Linked DNA regions of Homo sapiens: region 1 is linked to region 2. A link is an interaction called in ENCODE POLR2A ChIA-PET data of the cell type or tissue named here. Cell type or tissue: HepG2. All regions are shown on one strand. Each heading gives the region's core, and the rest is flanking DNA. Links, peaks and the distances in the headings are about the cores only. Region 1 overlaps MARK3 (microtubule affinity regulating kinase 3). Region 2 has its middle 32 kb from the start of TNFAIP2.

Region 1 (4,386 bases), core at 113-4,112, 260 kb after region 2:
TCCCTGCACTTCGGGAGGCCGAAGCGAGTGGATCACCTGATATCAGGAGTTCGAGACCAGCCTGGCCAACATGGTGAAACCTCATCTCTACTAAAAATACAAAAAATTATCTGGGCATGGTGGCGTGCCCCTGTAATCCCAGCTACTCAGGAAGCTGAGGCAGGCGAATTGCTTGAACCCAGGAGGCAGAGGTTGTGGTGAGCCGAGATCGCACCACTGCAGTCCAGCCTGGGCAACAAGAGCAAAACTCTGTCTCAAAAAATAAAGAAAGAAAATAAAGTAAAGAAATAGGAGGAAAGCAGAGGGTGCCGGCATCAGTGCAGGTGAGGGGATCCTTATGGTAGTAGGAGCTTGTAGAAATTTTCTGAGTGCAAACTGTTTTTTCAGTAAAATGGAAAGCAAACTGATCTGCTACGATGAGGAGATGTATTAGAGATGTGAGGAGGTTAAAATAATTGCCAGATAAGCAGGAGAGTGAATGGACTAGAGAAATGTAATAGAATTGCCAGGCAGCCTTAAGGCTTCCCTGAGGTTGGTGACCAAGGATTTAAAGTGGGAAGAGTCAGCATGGCGTTGTGCTACTCTCCAGCCACATTCAGTTGCCCAGCTGCAGGCATGGCATTTGCAGAGATTGGGGTTTTGTCACATTAGTATAGTGAAAGGACAAAGGAGCATTGTTATACAACACCCCAGGAGCATTGTTATACAACAACATCACAATGAAATTAGTGATATAATTAGGAACTAAGAACTTGAGGAGGAAGACTGACCCTATGAAGGTGTGGGGTCAGTGAATTACAGATCCTGGTAAGTTCCAACAGTTATTAGAGTACTAGATTGAGTGAGCAGGAAGGTAGAAGAAGTTAGTTAAAGAATGGGAAGCTCAAACTTGGATCATGAAAGGTTTTCAGATATTGGGAATGTCAAAGACTGGAGTATAACCATGTAAGTAGCTTAAGTATGTAATATTTTTTTTCTTTCTGGAAGTTTATCCTTGGTTTTTAGAAATTAGCCATTGAGGTGCCAAGGGTTAGTCTTCATTCATTGTTCTTGGTGCTCATTGGACCCTTTTAATATAGAGGTTTTTGTCTTTCAGTTCTGGAAAATTGTCTCTTTTTTAACTTAAAAATCTTCATTCTGGAATCCTTAAGCAGAGACTGGAGTGCTTGAAAAGAGCCTCAAAATCTATCTTCTATCTCTATGTTTTTACTTTCTGGGAGATATTTTTAACTTCATCTTCCATTCTTTCTGTTAAAAATGTGTGTGTGGGCCGGGCACGGTGACTCATGCCTGTAATCTCAGCACTTGGGGAGGCTAAGGCAGAAGTGTCACTTGAGGTCAGGAGTTTGAGACCAGCCTGGTCAACATGGTGAAACCCTGCCTCTACTAAAAATCCAAAAAAATTAGCTGGGCGTGGTGGCGCGCACCTGTAATCCCAGCTACTCAGGAGGCTGAGGCAGGAAAATCTCTTGAACCCGGGAGGCAGAGGTTGCAGTGAGCCGAGATCGCGCCACTGCACTCCAGCCTGGGTGACAGAGCAAAACTCTGTCTCAAAAGAAAGAAAGCTGTGTGTGTGTCTCCTCTTCTCTCCCCAGCTCACTCTTTGATCATTTTCATCTGTTTGTTGTTACTGTCTTTACAGCATCTAGCCCTGGTATTATGAATGTTGTTTCTTCTGCTGACTCCCTGAGAATAGTAAAGGCTTTTTTTTTTTTTTTTTTTTTTTAGCTCTTTTATAAAGTAGATTTTTGTTCCCTGCATTGCTTCTCTTTTTTTCTGGGGTTCTTTCTTGTTACCGCTCTTTCATATAGAGACTTTCTCTGGATGTCTGGTAGCCTCTGGTTGTCTGTACCTAATGTGGAGCCCTAAGCATCTGATCACAAGCTGTGTTTGTATGAATAGGACATGTTTGACCACAGAGCTTTCCTATTGGGAGTTGTCTGGTGCTTTTATTGAAGACCCCAGATATTTGTGTCCTTAGATTTCTGAGAGTATCCAGTTTCTCTAGATAAGAATCTTCTCTTCTGCCTGGGAGGAACTGATGATCCCACCCCTCAGTCACTTAGTCCTCCCCCGCCTGCCTTTTCATCTGTTGCTTCACTCCTGAAACCACGTTTCTTCATCCTGGGGTGTGTGAAACTTCCTGAGACTTTGCATAAATGCTTATGTTTAGTCACGAGTTTGTTGGTGAAGACTATGTTAACAACTTTACAGAAAGTTTGGAGAATAGAGAAGAAAAACCCCACAATCCTAATATTCTGAATACCATTTTTGTTTTTGTATATTTTCCATATACATGTTTTTTCAACATATTTTTGATTATAATTTTGTATCTTGTTTTTTCCGCCCTCGGAATTTTATCCAAAGCAGTTTTCTACGTTGCCACTAATCGTCATAATTGTTCATTTCAGTGGTTGTGTACAATGCCATTGATGAGAACAGCAGTTCTCAAACGTTTCTGTCTCAGAACTCCTTTAAATTGAAAATTGAGGCTGGGCGCGGTGGCTCACGCCTGTAATCCCAGCACTTTGGGAGGCTGAGGCGGGCGGATCACGAGGTCAGGAGATCGAGACCATCCTGGCTAACATGGTGAAACCCCGTCTCTACTAAAAATACGAAAACAAAATTAGCTGGGCGTGGTGGCGGGCGCCTGTAGTCCCAGCTACCAGGAGGCTGAGGTGGGAGAATGGCGTGAACCCGGGAGGTGGAGCTTGCAGTGAGCCGAGATTGTACCACTGTACTCCAGCCTGGGTGACAGAGCGAGACCCCGTCTCATAAATAAATAAATAAATAGAAAATTGAGAACTCCCCAAAGCTTTTATTTATTAGGGTTATATGTATTGATAGCTGCTGAATTGGAAGTTATTACTTAGGAAACTTAAAATATATATTAATTCATCAAAAATAATAATCCTGTTACATGGTAATGTAAATAACATATTTTTATGAAAAACAACTATTTTCCAAAGCAAATTATTGAAAAGAGTGAATTGTTTAAATTCTTTGCAAACCCCTTTAATATCTGGCTTAATAGAAGTTAGCTGGGTTCCTGTGTCTGCTCTGCATTCACACTATTTAAGTATGTTGTTTTGGTTGAAGTGTATAAAGAAATGTAGCTACAAAAGGAAGGGAGCATATTAATACCTTTTCAGGTGATTGTGGATATTGTTCTTTGACATTATACCAAAACTCAGCAAGTGGTTTCTTGGGGGTGGGTAGACAGTGATGAATTTTTATTCAAAACAACTGTAGTGACTGACAAAAAAAGTTAAAACCCAGAATGATTTGCTTCAATTAAAAATTAATTATATCCCAAGAGCAGGGGTCTACCAGGTTGTCTGAGGGGAGGGGTGAACTGGCCCAGAAACGGAGCAGGTCAAAATTCCTCTGCTGATCAGTGGGATGGGGATTGGGATCAAGATTGCTTCTGTGAATAGCCACTGCCTGGGGAACATAGCGAGATCCTGTCTCTTAAGAAAAAGAAACAGAAACTTTTGGAAACAAGCAGACAAGGGTGAAAGAAAGCCTTGGTGTAAGATATAATTTATATATTCCATATAAGATATAGAATACATATGTTATATAACTAAAAAGCATAAAAACAGTCAGCATGCTTTTAGTACAACCTGGAGGTATGGTTAATGTGCAGGAAAAAAGCTCCATATAAGCCTAATCCCTATATATAAAAAATCACGGAATTCCACAGTTTTGAACATTTTTTTTTCTTTTTGAGACAGAGTCTTGCTCTGTCGCCCAGCCTGGAGTGCAGTGGTGCAATCTTGGCTCACTGCAGCTCTCTACCTCCTGGGCCCAAGCAGTCCTTCCACCTCAGCCTCCTGAGTAGCTGGGACCAGAGGTGTGTACTACCACATCCGGCTGATTTTTTGTATTTTCTACAGAGACAAAGCATCCCCATGTTGCTCAGGCTGGTCTCGAACTCCTGGGCTAAAGTGATCCTTCTGCCTGGGCCTCCCAAAGTGCTGGGATTAAAGGGATGAGCCACCACACCTGGCCAACACTTTTTTTGTGTGTGTGGTAAAATACATACAACATAAAAGTTATAATTTTAACCATTTTTTAAGTGTGTAGTTCAGTGACATCAACTATATGTACATTATTGGGCAACCATCACCACTATTCATTTCCAGGCAGATAGTTAATACTCATTTTTTTGTGGTTTCTATATTTGCAAATTTACCTGTTCGAAAAAATTTATTTGTAACACCCAAATCAGTACAGCGCTTTGGTAATCCTTTTCGGACATATGCAGAACGGTGAAAAAATATGCACATCCCTAGTTGAGGTTCAACAAGGGGACACTTTGCTTTCTTTTTTTCAGTCTTTGTGCCGTAAACCAGTGTCTTTTTTGTGATCTATTTAATGCCT
Region 2 (4,386 bases), core at 74-4,073:
TTTAGAGTCTGAGGCCATGGTTTTTGAAAATAACTTCAAATAAAAACCTGGAATTCTGGCTGGGGGCGGTGGCTCTCACCTGTAATCACAGCACTTTGGGAGGCCAAGGCGGGTGGATCACCTGAGGTCAGGAGTTTGAGAAACCCTGAACTCCTTTAGTAGAGAAACCCCGTCTCTACTAAAAATACAAAATTAGCCGGGTGTGGTGGCAGACGCCTGTAATCCCAGCTACTCGGGAGGCTGAGACAGGAGAATCGCTTGAACCCGGAAGGCAGAGGCTGCAGTGAGCCAAGATCACACCATGGCACTCCAGCCTGGGCAAGACAGAACAAGATTTTGTCTCAAAACAAACAAACAAACAAACAAATCCTGGGATTCTGCTTGATTGTCTTGATAACCTGCTGCCTTAGTAGCCCTGTTATAATCACATTTCTGGATTCTTAAGCCATACAGGTCCCTGGGAGAGTCCTCAGAAAAACGAGATGGTTTGCATCCCTGCTGAAATGTTTTTACCTTAGTAAAGAGATTTCTTATCCTAGGCTGGGTGCGGTGGCTCACGCCTGTAATCCCAGCACTTTGGGAGGCCGAGGTGGGTGGATCACCTGACGCCGGGAGTTCGAGACCAGCCTGACCAACATGGAGAAACCCCGTCTCTACTAAAAATACAAAATTAGCCAGGCATGGTGGCGCACGCCTGTAATCCCAGCTACTCGGGAGGCTGAGGCAGGAGAATAGCTTGAACCCAGGAGGTTGTGGTGACCCAAGATCATGCCATTGCACCCCAGTCTAGGCAATAAGAGCAAAACACCTTCTCAAAAAAAAAAAAAAAAAAAAAGAGAGAGATTTTGTATCTTAATAAAGAGATATTGAACAGTATCTTTGAGGTAATAATTCTACTTGTAGGGAATGTATGTTATCAGAAATAATAGGACAAACCTTTGTCATTATTCATACAAGGATTCTCGTTGTAGGGAAAACTAGAAACTCCCAAACTATCCAGCAAGAAGGAAAGAGGAAAACAGTTATACTACACAATGCAGTGTGGCCATTCACACAAGGAGGCAGATCTGTTTCCACTGATCTGGAAAAGCATCCGTGACATGACATTAGTGAAAAATGCAAATTTGTAGAACAGTATCTGTGCAGAATGGCTGTGCTAATATAGATGCGTTGGCACCAAAATGTTCAAGGGGAAGGGGAAGGTGGCAGGATCCAATCTGTACTTCACGTAATCCTTTAAAATGTGTGGGATGGTGGGTGAGTCTTCTCTGTATAGATTTTTGCAAACAAGATGGTATTTTGCATAAATATAGTGGGGAAAGGCATTTAAGACATATTCATGCCTGTAGTGCTTGAGTAATTTAAAATTTCTTATTTTGATATTTAATTTGAACATTTTCTATAAGAAGTGCTTTTAAAACTAGAAAAAAATTTTTTAAAGTCTATATAATAAATTCCTACGGCTTTACTTAAATAAGGGTGCCTAGGATTTTTCTTGAGTATGAACCTGTCACATGGCTGGTTGTGTGCTGAGGCCAGAGGGTGGGACCTTCCCTGAGGGCCGGGCTGGGACATCTCCCCACGAGGTTGGTCAGTCCTTCTGCCAGCTCATCCATGAAGAGTTCAACCCAGGTCAGGGCCGGGCCCTGGCAGCCTGGAGGCTGAGCCTGGCAGGCCCTTCCCTTTTCAAAGGCCAGCACTGTCAGGCACTTTGGTCCAGACTCCAGGCCTGCAGAGGCACAGAGCGCACCAAGGGGGGCAGTGGGAGGGGCCAGTGTGCGACCCCCAGGACAGGCTGGGACCCCAGGACAGGCTCGGACCCCAGGACAGGCTGGGACCCCAGGACAGCCTCAGACCCCAGGACAGGCTCGGACCCCAGGACAGGCCGGGACCCCAGGACAAGCTCGGACCCCAGGACAGGCCGGGACCCCAGGACAGGCTCGGACCCCAGGACAGGCCGGGACCCCAGGACAGGCTGGGACCCCAGGACAGGCTCGGACCCCAGGACAGGCTGGGACCCCAGGACAGGCTCGGACCCCAGGACAGGCTGGGACCCCAGGACAGGCTCGGACCTCAGGACAGGCTGGGACCCCAGGACAGGCTCGGACCCCAAGACAGGCTCGGACCCCAAGACAGGCTGGGCTCAGGCTTCACTTGTCCTGTGTCCTCTGGGTTGCTCTGTTGTTCCACCATCCCTGATCCCACAGTAAAATCCTGTCACCCTCACTGCCTGGTTTCTGCCCCTGTTGGGGGTGAATGAGCAGCTTGTCCTGGGTTTGGGGCAGAGAGGCCTGAAGGAGGAGCCTGGGCTGGGGGCAGCCATGCTCATTTGGGGACAGGGCAGGCTTGGTCAGCAGAGGGGCTCCCCCCCCGGAAGGCAGCTGATTCTCAGGGTTGGGCAGAGTCTGGAACTTCAAGGGCAGGACCCATGTCCTAGGACCAACTCTGTCCACCCTCCCACATCCTCCCGTTGCCATGACCTTGGCCCCATCTCCGTCAAATAGCCTGGCCCTCATACGTGCAGGAGCCCTGGGGTCCTTCCCGAGCCCAAACATTTTTGCAGTGAAGGGCCCTGCCTAGCTTCACCCCATGCAGGCCTGGGCAGGGGCAACTCTGTCAGGTGCCCTCGGCCCCCAGGTCTTTCCCCTGAAAGCAGCGAGCATCTCAGTCGCTCCCACTGCATGGGTGGGTGGAGTTCAGAAGAGTGGGAGAGGAAGGGGAATGCTTACTTTTTCCAAAGCGATCCAAGGATTGTTCTGGAATTGTTTGGCAAGGGCTGTGTGGCCATGTGTTTTTCTAGATTCACTTAAAGAAAAAACAGTGTTGGGGTCCCCAAGGAAATAGGGCATCCAGGCTGCAAGGACAAAAGCCAGGTGGGCTGAGGGGCCGGCGGGGCCAAATCTGTCACGAGGAAGGGGAAACTGAGGCCTGGCCTTGCGGGCCCAGGACCTACCCTGCCCCTTTGCACTGAAGGGAGGGAAGGTCTGAGTCCCCGGGAAGCAGAACTGGGGCCAGCTGGGCAGGGGACAGAAGCTGGGTCACCCCTGGGATACCCAAGCAGAGTGACACAGCCCCTGGGACGGACTTGGCTGGGTCTCTCGTCGGCTCTTTTCTCTCCTGTAAGACGAGAACATGGAAAATCCTTCCCCAGGAGCGGGACGGCCCAGCACACTCCCCCATAGCTGGTGGCAACGCCCTGGAAGTCCCGGCTGTCACGGCTCTGCCTGCCCCTTTCAGATGCTGTCTCAATGACATGTGTCCAGGTCGAGCCTGTTCACCAAGCTTCAGCCCTCCCATCCCTCACCCTGGGGACCAAGAGACAGCTCCAGACTAGCCCAGTCTCTCCCGAGTGCTCAGGTGCTTCCCAGCTTCCTCCAAAGGCCAGCAGTCCCAGCGAAGTCCTGGGAAAGGCAGGACAGCCTCAGGCAGCTCCAGCGAAGGCTGTGACCACTACAGGGAGCACCTCTGCCAGGTGGTGGCCCCAAGGACTGCCCAGGACTGTGGGACACTCAGCTTCCCAGGGGGAGAGGCCCCGGCCCACTGTGGGCAGCACAAACTGGCTGTAGAGGAAGCTCTGGGGGCTATGGGAGCCCCTACCCCAGGGCACGCGGGGACTCAGCCAGGTCCAGGCCTTGCGGGAGGCTCTCTGGGGAGTTGCAGAGGCGCAGTTTCCCTTCCGCGGAGCTGCTTTCTCACCCTAGTGGTGGGACAAGCCCTCTCCCGGGTCCATCCCTTCCCTGCCCCTTCACCCAGGTCCTGAGTACTTCTTCTGAGCCACGGGTGGGTGATTTATGACCCACTTCTCACTACAGAGGAGGCGGGGCAGCTCGCTAACACCAAGCAATGCAAAAAGTCAGTGCGAGGGAAACACAGACTCCAACGTTTTTCACCAAAGTGCTGGTTGAAACACTTTTGAAATCTGGGAAGTCTTGTAATCATGTCAACATATAACCTTCTTTTTAAAAAGCACGAGTTTAGTGGCATGGGCCTGTGGTCCCAGCTACTCAGGAGGCCGAGGTGGGAGGATCGCTTGAGCCTTGGAGCTTGAGGCTGCAGTGAGCCACAGTCGCAGCACTGCTCTCCAGCCTGGGTGACAGAGCGAGACCCTGTCTCTGAAAAAAATTTAAAAACTTGGAGCTTCCGTCGGACGATCCCCTCAGATCAAGGCACCGAGTTACTTTTTCCAAGTTACTTGGAAAGATTGGCCCTTTGGGTCTTGCATGAGAACTCCATTAGATGAGACCCAAGCAGCATCAAGCCTAGGGTTAACTTTCCCTACTCCTGAGCTGAGACCCCTCTGAGGACCCTTACCAATGCCAGGTGAAGCACGAGTTCTTCCACTCTGGCTGATGGGAACAGGCAACTATTCCCAGCCTTGGGTGAGCA

Evidence for each region. Peaks named below come from ENCODE experiments on the same cell type or tissue, not always from the same donor. Only the 100,000 strongest peaks of a DNase experiment are listed, where the experiment ranks them.
Region 1: POLR2A ChIA-PET joins it to region 2 with 9 read pairs; 3 of 35 experiments call an interaction of 5 or more read pairs at or near these places.

The regions. Positions count from the first base shown.
Region 1 is chr14:103,416,517-103,420,902 of GRCh38, forward strand. All of the region lies in intron 2 of MARK3 (microtubule affinity regulating kinase 3), which reads left to right. Among named protein-coding and RNA genes, the nearest start is that of MARK3, 33 kb to the left of the region's middle. RefSeq lists enhancers at 1,956-2,065, 2,076-2,145. In HepG2, for the core only: no CTCF peak of the experiment used is centred there; no DNase peak of the experiment used is centred there.
Region 2 is chr14:103,153,601-103,157,986 of GRCh38, forward strand. No RefSeq gene overlaps it. Among named protein-coding and RNA genes, the nearest start is that of TNFAIP2, 32 kb to the left of the region's middle. RefSeq lists enhancers at 1,472-1,766, 2,491-3,229, 3,230-3,967. In HepG2, for the core only: no CTCF peak of the experiment used is centred there; a DNase peak (open chromatin) is centred at 1,601.